2 separate regions of the Homo sapiens genome follow, and region 2 is linked to region 1. A link is a contact called in ENCODE Hi-C or POLR2A ChIA-PET data. All regions are on one chromosome and are shown on one strand. The core of a region is the stretch at or near the end of the contact, and the rest is flanking DNA. Distances in the headings are between cores, read along the strand shown.

What was found. Hi-C counts contacts between places; a loop is a spot of excess contacts on that map. ChIA-PET counts read pairs that join two places held with the same protein, here RNA polymerase II (POLR2A). Pooled maps may share reads with other maps.
Region 2: a loop to region 1 is called in a map of CD8-positive, alpha-beta T cell, with 17 times the contacts of the local background. The contact joins the promoter of H2BC18 here to the promoter of VPS45 in region 1. A Hi-C loop is called at or near these places in 1 of 168 maps with a recorded cell type or tissue (CD8-positive, alpha-beta T cell) and 4 of 50 pooled maps. POLR2A ChIA-PET finds 5 or more read pairs at or near these places in 1 of 52 experiments (PC-9).

What each region holds. Positions count from the first base shown.
Region 1 is chr1:150,063,104-150,069,041 of GRCh38, forward strand. It overlaps VPS45 (vacuolar protein sorting 45 homolog), which reads left to right and starts at 4,673. Exons shown (of 15, transcript NM_007259.5): 1 at 4,673-4,847; 2 at 5,527-5,661. The coding sequence starts at 4,755. It also overlaps a transcript of OTUD7B not described here. RefSeq lists a silencer at 3,850-4,089 and an enhancer at 4,300-4,629.
Region 2 is chr1:149,810,540-149,815,731 of GRCh38, forward strand. It overlaps H2BC18 (H2B clustered histone 18), which reads right to left and starts at 1,831. Exons shown (of 1, transcript NM_001024599.5): 1 at 1,340-1,831. The coding sequence starts at 1,784. The coding sequence ends at 1,404. H3C13 (H3 clustered histone 13) reads right to left here and starts at 3,154. Exons shown (of 1, transcript NM_001123375.3): 1 at 2,686-3,154. The coding sequence starts at 3,142. The coding sequence ends at 2,732. RefSeq lists enhancers at 1,491-1,570, 2,794-3,083.

The DNA.
Region 1 (5,938 bases), core at 3,423-5,922:
TAAATTTTCAGTTACTCAGGTCTCTGAGTATATTACCTGTAGTTTCTGCAGATAGAAATGGTTCTAGGCTAGGCATGGTGGCTCATGCCTATAATCCCAGCACTTTGGGAGGCCAAGGCAGGCAGATCACTTGAGGCCAGGAGTTCGAGACCAGCCTGGCCAACATGGTGAAACCCTGCCTGTACTAAAAATACAAAAATTAGCCAGTTTGGTGGCGGGCACCTGTAGTGCCAGTTATTGAGGAGGCTGAGGCATGATAATCACTAGAACCCAGAGGCAGAGGTTGCAGTGAACCAAGATGGCACCACTGCACTCCAGCCTGGGTGACAGAGCAAGACCGTCTCAAAGAAAAAAAAAGAAATGTTTCTTGCTGTGGAGTGGTTGCAATACAGAAATCCAGTTTCTTTGGCCATCTCAAAATGCTACAAATGGTGAACTTATTTGTAATAAAAAGTATGAATTCAGGATCGTTATTTTAAAGGAGTCTGCACAGGATTTGATAGCTGGTTGGTAGTCATGCTACAAGCCAACTCAGCTATAATATTCTCACTGTGGCTATTATCAATTTACCTACTCAGAAAGGTGGAATCACTGAAATTATTGAATGTGCAGACAGAACTCTTCATGCAGATAATTTTTACTCAATGATTTAAAGCTATTAAATGCTTTTGCTACCATAAAGCTCAGCACATCACAGTTGGTGAACTGTGATGAAAATTTAACAAATTCTGTTTGATTTGAGGCTGCGTAGACACTAAGCCTCTGAAATCACTTGAAGCATATTTTTCCTAAGTTTTTTCTTCATAAAAATTGCATGTTTTACAAATTATGATGGAGCAGGTCAAATCTTCCCATTAGTATTTCTATTATTGTATAGTAATACAAGATCAAGTCTTAATGGAAATTATATTTAGAAGCTATGGATGACATTTTCTGAAATTGATTCTATGTTTAAATTTTCTTGTCAATGGGAAATACATATAACCATAAGTGAAAAATAAGCTAAAACATGTTTACCTTTTGATTTCTAATAATCGAAGCTGATATTTATTGAGCATTTACTATGCACCAGGCACTGTGTAAAATACTTTTTTGCACATTATTTCATTTAATTCTCACAAATTCATGAGGTAGGTTACGTTATTACCATTTATCTGATGAAGAAATGGTTAGAGAAATTAAGAACACTGCACAAATACTAGTTGTATGACACAAGTAATCCTTTCTTTCTTTCTCTTTCTTTCTTCTTTTCTCTCTTCTCTTCTCTTCTCTTTTTTCTTTTCTTTTCTTTCTGGCAGAGTCTCACTCTGTTGCCTGGAGTGCAGTGGCATGAACATGGCTCACTGCAGCCTCGATTTCCAGGGCTCAAGCAATCCTACCGCACGCTTCTCAAGTAGCTGGGACCACAGATGTACCCGCTACACCTAGCTAATTTTTAAATTTTGTGTAGAGACAAGGTTTAGCTATGTTGCCCAGGTTGGTCTCAAATTCCTGGGCTCAAGCAATCCTCCTGACTTAGCCTCCCAAAGTGCTAGGATTACAGGCATGAACCACTGTGCCTGGCCAATACTGCCATTCTTTATGCAAATATTTTTTTCAATTGTTATCAAGTAGGAAATCTAATTAACTTCAGTTTCATTGAATTTCATCTTTACTTCCTTCCTATCCATGGCTTATGAGAGAAGTGTTAACATGAAGCAACAAGGATTATAGTAAATAGAGAATTAATAATCTAAAATAACTGAGTTGGCCATATTGTTATTATAATTATGCTGAAGCTTATTTACATATTCTTTGTTTTGTGTTGAAGCCTTGAGCTCTGGTGGGGGAAAATCATGATTTTGATTAAACACAAAATGGGCAGTTAAACCTCTAAATAGTATACATGGAGAAAGCTGAAGTACATTTAATTATTTAGATAATCATTCCTGATTATTTAACTTACATATTTACAAGCCTAAATAAAATGTACAAATGTAAATAGTGCTTTTTTTTTTGGAGACAGGTCTCACTCTGTCACCCAGGCTGCAGTGCAGTGGCACACTGTAACCTCAACCTCCTGGGCTCAGGTGATCCTCCCATCTCAGCCTCCCAAGTAGCTGGGACTGGAGGCGCTGGCCACCATGCCCAACTAATTTTTTGTATTTTTTTGTACAGACAGAGTTTCATCATATTGTCTAAGCTGGTCTTGAACTTCTGGACTCAAACGATTGGCCTCGCCTTGGCCTTCCAAAGTGTTGGGATTACAGGAGTAAGCCACGTGCCTGACCAATACTGCATTTTTTGACTTCCTGTTTTCTATCCTTAAAGCACTGATTTCTTGGACCCAGTGAAAACAAATTTTTCAAGTTGAAGATTTTAAGTTAATGTAGTCATTCATATTTGAAGGATGTCATGATTTATTTTTTAAATTTAATGTCTTTACTATTGAAAATATTTCTTGTTATTATAGTTTACTTATACCCTAAATTAAAAATAAGTAGGCACTTCATATTCTGGATTTGCTGTCACTTGCCTGCAACAAAACAAGTAACTGGGTTTATCCTGGATGAGTCACAAAGCAAGAGCTTGGATTTTATCATTGGTTTCAGTTCTATTTTTAGAGGTATGGGGATACAAAAGAAGTTCTTAATTTGGAGACATTTAAAATGGCTTGTGTGGTTTTCTTCAGGAAGGAAGGATGCTGTCTAACTTCAGGACCATCACAGCACCCTTTAAATATGTAATAATTATTTTGTTCAAAATGTTTATGTTCCATATCTTATCGCTCAATGTATAAAATATCACTGCCACTGACATCAATGAAATTTTATGTGAAATGGAATGAGTTAGTAAGTGTCAAGTAGGTATTTTCCTCGTCCCTCAAAAAGTTATGTGCCCAAGTATAAATCATCAAAAGGATAAAGATTCTTTCCATCTATTGCTTACAGACTGACTATTGTTTAAAAAGGCACGAATTTCATAGACAAGTCTTTATCTCCTTCTTTCTTAAAAAAGCACAGAAAATGGGGAAAAATCTTCTATACTGCAATCTAAATTATAGGTAAGAAAAATAAAAACCAAGTGACATAGGAGATTGGCAGTGAATTTTCAAATATCAGTAATTTACAGGATTTACAGGATTTTCATTAGCGTTGTTTCCATGTTTTCTGTAAGATACGAACATTTAAATTGATAAGAATGGAATGTTCATATAACATTTCTTGTATCCATTTAAAGATTCACATTTTCACTTTAATATATAACTTAAGACTTTTCTTTCAAAACACATCTAAAAATTAGTAAAATGCCTAAAGGGAAGCTTTATTTACTTGGTAGAAAAGCTGAAAGAAAAAAAACATATTCTTCACAATTTCAGAGGTGACAAAAATCTCTTATATTTCAGTAGTTTCTGATCTCCCTTAAGGGATTTGAGAATTATATATAATATTGCATAATCTTAAGCTGATTAATGTTAAAGTGCTATTGGTCTATTTTAACTGTGTACTTCTTAAAATATAATGAAAGAATTTATTTGGTAATCCTGAATCTATTGACCTCACAAACACTGGTCATTATTTTGGTGGAAATATTCATAAGCATTTTTAGTTACTGATTTCTAACAATTGTTTCTTATTATCTTCCTGATTTTACAATTCCCCAAAGTAAAGGTGCGAAAAACAAACATCTACCCTCCTTTTCGACAAATGCCATGATAGAGGGGAGACCTGTGTGGTGTAAAGACAAATGCAGACATTTGGAAGTTGATGGTTTTAAGATTCAGTAAAAACTTGAGAGTTTTGGCTTCAAATCCCCACGCTAGTTTTAGTTCTACCGGATACGTGTCCCCTACCCATTTCAAAGGACCCAGTCACCTCGGCTCTTGCCTGAGTTTCAGAGTCCCGCCGGAGTTAGAGCTGGCAGAGTCCAATTGCTCAGAGCGCCGAGGCGGGGGCGGGGCAGGGGGACGCTTGCAGGTCCGGTGGTCCCGCGGGCTGCGAGCCCCCACGGCCGACCCTAGCTGCAGACCCTCCTGGAGAACCTCAGGCCTTTCCCCCAGAAACATCCCTAAAAGGCGTTCCCTTTGTTCATTCATTCAACAAATATTTGTTCAATCTCATATGCCCCTCTGTCTTGGGAAAACCAATTAGGGCCTCTGCAGCCTCAACACAGGGGCACTGTTCCCGCCTATTAATGACGCAATGAACCCGGGAAGACGAATCTCGACCACTGTTTCGCAAATACCGCGTGTGATTTATTAAATGCCGTCTCTCCGAGTCCCAAGCGGCCGGGAGCATTATGCCACCTCCCTTGCCCTCATCTCTCACTGCCATGCAAGAAAGCGTTAATGGCAAATAGGGCACGTAGCCACACTCCGTCGTTCCTGCTTCCAAGCAAACCTTGTGCCAGGTTCCTCATTTCGCGAGGCTCCACTCTCTTGGGCTTCAGGCTGCCGCTGGGCCTCCAGCACCAAAGGGCAATAGGGGTCTGAGAGTCCGGGCCTCAGGCATCTTCAGGCCGCAGGTGGGTGGAGAATAACGCCCGCGCGTGGCAGCGGCCCAGGCCGTCTCAGCCGGATTTTTCCATCCCCGGGGTAGGCTTGGTCCCCTGTACACTCCAGCGGAACTACAACTCCCAGCACCGTGGCTGCCCGGACTCCCGGAAGCCGAATCCCGGCTGGGAGGAAGCAGCTGAGACCCGGCCAACAGACTGGGGGTTAATTTAGCCAGAAAAGGGGGCGGGAAGGGCTGTAGGGTACTTGTCAATTCGCCGCCATGAACGTGGTTTTTGCTGTGAAGCAGTACATTTCCAAAATGATAGAGGACAGCGGGCCTGGTATGAAAGTACTTCTCATGGATAAAGAGACGGTGAGTTTGCTTTTGCTCAGCATTTGTGAAGGAACCCTCTCAACCTTACAATTGCTCGTCCCATTCCACTGTAGGACTTAGCATTTAATTAAACATACGAAAATGAGGGTCGGTTTGTGTGGAATTGAAAAGTTGTTTATATAAAGCTTGCCCGGTGGGTTTTCAGTCTACATGGCTCCAGCCACTGCCTAGAGACTACTTCTACCCGGAACAATTTATTGGAATCAGAAATCCTTTTCTAAATGTCCCCGCCAAGAAATCATTAATATGTCAGAGCACTTGGAAGGCTTTGGGATGGGCCTACTGTTTCCACTCAACATTGTGTTTTTAAAGTAAAGCTGTTGGAGCTCAAGCTGAAATGACAGATTATTTGTTGGCCACAGACCAGAAAACAAAACTCTTTAAGGTGATAGAAAAAAATATTTTTGGAAACTTATGGATTGTTCCTGTTCAAAGAGACCATGTTTTTTGTTTTTAATCTTGAAGCTTCAGCTGAAAGGATAGAGCGTATTTTTCATTCTCGTATGTTACCTACCTGTTTGGATGTTCAGTAAATGTTTTCCGTATATTACTATTTAAGTTATCCAGCTAAGTATTAATGAAAAAAGAGGGTTAGATGTGCTACTTGTTTTTATTATTCTAGACTAGCATACTTTTAGTTAATCTTTTGTTTTTACAGACTGGCATAGTGAGTATGGTATACACACAATCGGAGATTCTACAGAAGGAAGTGTACCTCTTTGAACGCATTGATTCTCAAAATCGAGAGATCATGAAACACCTGAAGGCAATTTGTTTTCTTCGACCTACAAAGGTACTGCATAAACTGAGCTTCCATCTGCCCAGGCAGATGCAGAACACTCTGATCTGAAAGCATTAAGAAGGCAAAATAAATTTGTATTATCATAATTTGTGGCATCATAATTATCCTGGTTCATCAGTGTTATAACCTTCATTTTTCTTGTTTTGTTTCCATATTTCAGTTGACCCCTTACAGCCAGTTCTTCCTTCAAGATGTTTTTTAGGTTCACAGCCATTCCCATTGCCACTAATGAACTACTCTTAACGGAGACCCACATTACTTTATTCCT
Region 2 (5,192 bases), core at 581-3,080, 260 kb before region 1:
AAGTTAATTATAAGCTAAGATTTTCCAGTTGCACCAAGGGTATATTTTATTTGGCAAAAGAAACATCCACTGGCTTTTGTCAGGATGAGTCTTGAGTTATTCAAGTTTTGAACTGAGAGGTCTTCAGAAATTCACCCCACATATTAACTGTGGCCTTCTCTACACCACAAATTCCCCTCCACTCATCCTCAAATTGTTTCCTTTCTCAGGACATCTGTGACACAAAGACTGTGACACACCCACAGGTCGATTAACATGAGGACCCAACACCTATTAAAACATCCACACTCCTGAGAACACTAAAAACCAACCACCTCGTCAGGTCCCACCTCCAGTCTAGCTGAATCAGGAAACCTCAGGAGAAGCACCTGGAAGCAGGTTTAACAAGCGCAAAGGTGACTCTTATAATTGGGAAAGTTTGGAACCAAGACAGGGTTCTTGTCCTGGAGGAAGTATTTTCCTGTGGAGAAGGACCTGTAAACAGCCTATGAAGTGCTCAGCTTTCACCAAGAAAAGAAAAACATGGGCTGATAGGGTTAAGGAAACGTTTGACTGAAGAGGATTAAATCCTGAAGGTTAGGGATGTCTTTGGGCGCTGGGGTCTCTCAATCACCAAAGATCGACATTACAGGCCAGGTAGCTCTTTGTCCCCCCAGAGGACTGTCCTGTGCCTTATGCTTAGCACTCCTGGCCTCTGCCCATTGGATACTTCTAGCACCTCCCCCGCAACACACACACACCTGACAACCCAAAACATCTACAGATATTGCCAAATACTCCACAGGGGGTGGGGTGGTGGCAATATATCTCCCTGTTTGAAGTCACTGGAATGGAAGTTAGGGGAGGATGGCTAAGTCAGGACTTGCAAAAAGGCTAAGGGACGAAAGCACATGGCTATATTAGACAAAGTTTGTGACAGACGCCTGTAGGTATATGGTAAGGAAAACAGATTAAAACACTAAGAAATAGTAAGAGGTCGGACCGAGGGTTTCTCATCTGTATGGGAAATCTCATCTCGTTCATTACTTTCAGAAACAAAAAGGAAAACGACTTTAAAGATACAGGTTAAAGGCCGAAGGGGTGTAGAACCACCCCCCGCCTCCTTCCCTCCATCCCTCCCAAATATCCCAGAACGAGTCAAACCTTTCGAATCTCGTAGCACAGATAACAAGCAACTCAGTAAGACTGGACGGGGATGACTGAGGGCCAACTCATTACAGGACTACAGGAAACTCCTTAGTCCTAAACCCGAATGCATCCGTGACCATGGTAACACTCCCTACCTGACCAAAAGCTATCAAACGCTCTGACAAGTGTTTACAGCTGCTTTCTCGATTACTGAAGTGGCTCTGAAAAGAGCCTTTGGGGTTAGGTGGTTGATCTATTGCGTCCCTTGCACACTCTTACTTCGAGCTGGTGTACTTGGTGACCGCCTTGGTGCCCTCGGACACGGCGTGCTTGGCCAGCTCGCCGGGCAGCAGCAGGCGCACGGCCGTCTGGATCTCGCGGGATGTGATGGTGGAGCGCTTGTTGTAGTGCGCCAGGCGGGACGCCTCTCCCGCGATGCGCTCGAAGATGTCGTTGACGAAGGAGTTCATGATGCCCATGGCCTTGGACGAGATGCCGGTGTCGGGGTGGACCTGCTTCAGCACCTTGTACACGTAAACGGAGTAGCTCTCCTTGCGGCTGCGCTTGCGCTTCTTGCCGTCCTTCTTCTGCACTTTCGTAACAGCCTTTTTGGAGCCCTTCTTGGGAGCAGGAGCGGATTTCGCTGGATCCGGCATTTTTGCGCGAAAAAAGAGAAAAGAGACTTAAAGAAGTAATCCGAACTACCGCAAAACGGGCTGGTTATGCGCTACTTATAGAGCCCGTATGCAAATGAAGACTCGCAAAGTGCTGCGCTTTCATTGGTTAACTTACAACGGTGTCGTCAGAGGGGGTGGAGTCTATGTAAATAATAGATTCTAGTCTTGCTTCCTTAATGGTCACTGTAACAAAAGTCTTGTTATCCTATCAGAATGGTCCATTTCACACTAACCAGTTTTAAGCTAGGTGAAGCGATAGTTTCTACGGCTTGGGGTTTTTTCTTGGTTTTCACTTTCCATTAGACTTGCATACGGAAGAAATCTTAACGCCAGCTAGACAAGTTAACTCTCTTGCCTCGTTTTTGCATTTTTATTCTATACTTTGTGGAAATTTTTTTCTCTTCCTTGAAATACTACCTCACCCATTTTTAAAAATCGCCAGATATTTACTCCCGCCCGCTTAAATTACTATTCTGGCTTGGACACCGCCTGTAGTATGCAATGAGGAAGATGCTGAGCTTTAATTAAGCTTATAGTTCCTAAATAAACCAGGAAACGGGTTTATAATTTTTAAGGGACTCGCCCCACCCTTACACTCAGGATCTTCCACATCTAGAAACTCCCCATAGTCTCTTGCCCCCATGCAAAACTTTACCCACAGAATTGGGAGCCGGACCTCTAGCCTTAAACCAGCGTGAAAACGCTCGGCCGGAACCACAAGGACCATGCCTCTGCGGCTTTCTCTACTGCCGGCCAACTCACGGCTGGGCTTTGGGTTCTGTAACGTCACCCACCACGAGTGCCCCTGGCCCCTGACCGCTGCGCAAGGCAGACGCACATCAGATGGAGAGCCGGTACAGCTGCTCTTGATGAAAACGGCAGTGGCTCTGAAAAGAGCCTTTAGATCGACCACTTAAAAATATGCCTTAGGCCCGCTCCCCGCGGATGCGGCGGGCCAACTGGATGTCCTTGGGCATGATGGTCACGCGCTTGGCATGGATGGCGCACAGGTTCGTGTCTTCGAACAGCCCCACCAGGTAGGCCTCGCTGGCCTCCTGCAGCGCCATCACGGCCGAGCTCTGGAAGCGCAGGTCCGTCTTAAAGTCCTGCGCGATCTCGCGTACCAGCCGCTGGAAGGGCAGCTTGCGGATCAGCAGCTCCGTAGACTTCTGGTAGCGCCGGATCTCCCGCAGAGCCACGGTGCCGGGCCGGTAGCGGTGCGGCTTCTTCACCCCGCCCGTGGCCGGCGCGCTCTTGCGGGCCGCTTTGGTAGCCAGCTGCTTCCTCGGGGCCTTGCCGCCGGTCGACTTGCGGGCAGTCTGCTTAGTACGGGCCATGCTGTCTCATTGATAGGAGAGGGTCTAGGCAGTCATATTTATAGACATAGTCTCCTCTTGATTGGGCCTGAAAAGGAAATTTTCAAACTTGTGATCTCATTGGTTAAAATTCAATCCTCTTTACTGGGGCGGAAGATTGTTCTGCTAATCTTTCTTCCCTTATTATTTCCCCCTTTCCTGATTTTTTTCTGTAATTTTATCGATCACGGATTGTTTTTGAAGACTTTCCTTTAAATTAGTCTAACTTTTGTAAAAGCAATGTATAAAGTGTTTTGCATCCCATTTTAACAGAGATTTTTTTTTTCCCCGAATTCAAGCATGCCCTTCTATGAGCTATCAGCCTGTTTCAGGTTACCTGTTACTGTAGCTCTTCTACCATAGCTAACATTTATTTCATGTCTGGCATTTTGCTCAGCAAGTTAGATGCATTGTATACCATGAATGACCGAAGCTTAGCAAAAAAATATGTAATTGAAGGAATGAAAAAATTGATCTTATTTACTTGACCTTGGAACCCAGCCAAAGCCATTTCATGTGGGTAGTGTGCTGACCTATATTGACCTGATATTAGAGCCTCTGCCTTCCTTTAGTCTTTTCTCCCTGCGATGTGGTTCCTTCTTCCTCAACCTCACATCAATGGCCAATTAGGTCCTGCAGATGTTAAGCTTCTAAATCAAAGAAGGACAACACCAGAAATTCATTTCTCCTTTACAATGTAGAATAGTTTGTAAATTAGTGCTTATTAGCCAGATTACAAGTTCAAGTTTCAAAGCAAATTATTCATCAATTGCTGACTTGCTAACATTTTATTCAATAAAGTATTTTATAATGCTTAAAAGTTTAGTTTTTTTTCTGTTCTCTATGAAGAGAGTAAAGATGCTTTGCTTTTTCAATTTCATGTGCTTTGAAGTATGTATTGTTCAGAACAGTAAATATCATAGTGGTTATGTAGAAGCAACTGATACTTAAAAGTTGTAGTAGTTAATATAAAACTTTTAATCATATCCTTATTTTACTAAAAAAATCATTACAAACTATAAAAACTCAAACCTGAGAAAAGCAGGCCCGAAACGCTTAAAACTTACTTTGATGGTGTCATTATGAACTATCTTCCTACTGAAGTCAAAGTAAAGTAAAAGTGATTTCAAGGGGACTTCCTGAACACTAAACACAAAGTAGAAATCTGTGAGCTTAATTAATATCTTCAAGAGTCTCTCATGGGCAGAAGCATCCTCCTCTCGAGAGATCTAAAATGTACAAAAGTGTAACTGATGTGAACAAATGTTATCCCTCTCTGTGGTAGTTTTGTAATAATGCCTTACAGACAGCAGGCACTACTCAGTGTTTAAAGTTCTTCTACATACACTTTATCATTTAATCCCTACTCTGTGAAATAGATGTTACTCTTCTCACTTTACAGATAAGAAAACTGAGTCTCAGAGAAATTATGGCTTGTCCTGGGTAAGTAACAAAGCCTGTGTAATATTCTAAAGCAAAAGAATGAAACTGTAATGATGAAACTTTCTATTTCATTAGGCTTAGAGGATACCTTTTTTTTTTTTTTTTCATTTGAGATGGAGTCTCACTCTGTCACCCAGGCTGGAGTGCAGTGGTAGGATCTCTGCTCACTGCAGCCTCTGCCTCCTGTGTTCAAGCAATTCTCCTGTCTCAGCCTCCTGAGCAGCTGGGACTATAGGCGCAAGCCACCACCCCCAGCTAATTTATTTATTTATTTGTATTTTTAGTAGAGACACGGTTTCACCATATTGGTCAGGCTGGTCTCGAACTCCTGACCTCAGGTGATCCACCCTCCTCGGCCTCCCAAAGTGCTTGGGTTGCAGGCATGAGCCCCACGCACCCAGCCAACACAGTTTAAAGCACAAAAGCGTTTTCCCATCAAGCAATCACATCATCTAGTATTTCTCAAACATCTACACCCAACTATTCCCATTAGAAGGGAAAACTACCCCATGGAATCTGGATGATAGCCCAAAGCAGCCCACCCAAGCATCACATTTCTTTGCAATATACTTTCTCTATGATGTATGCA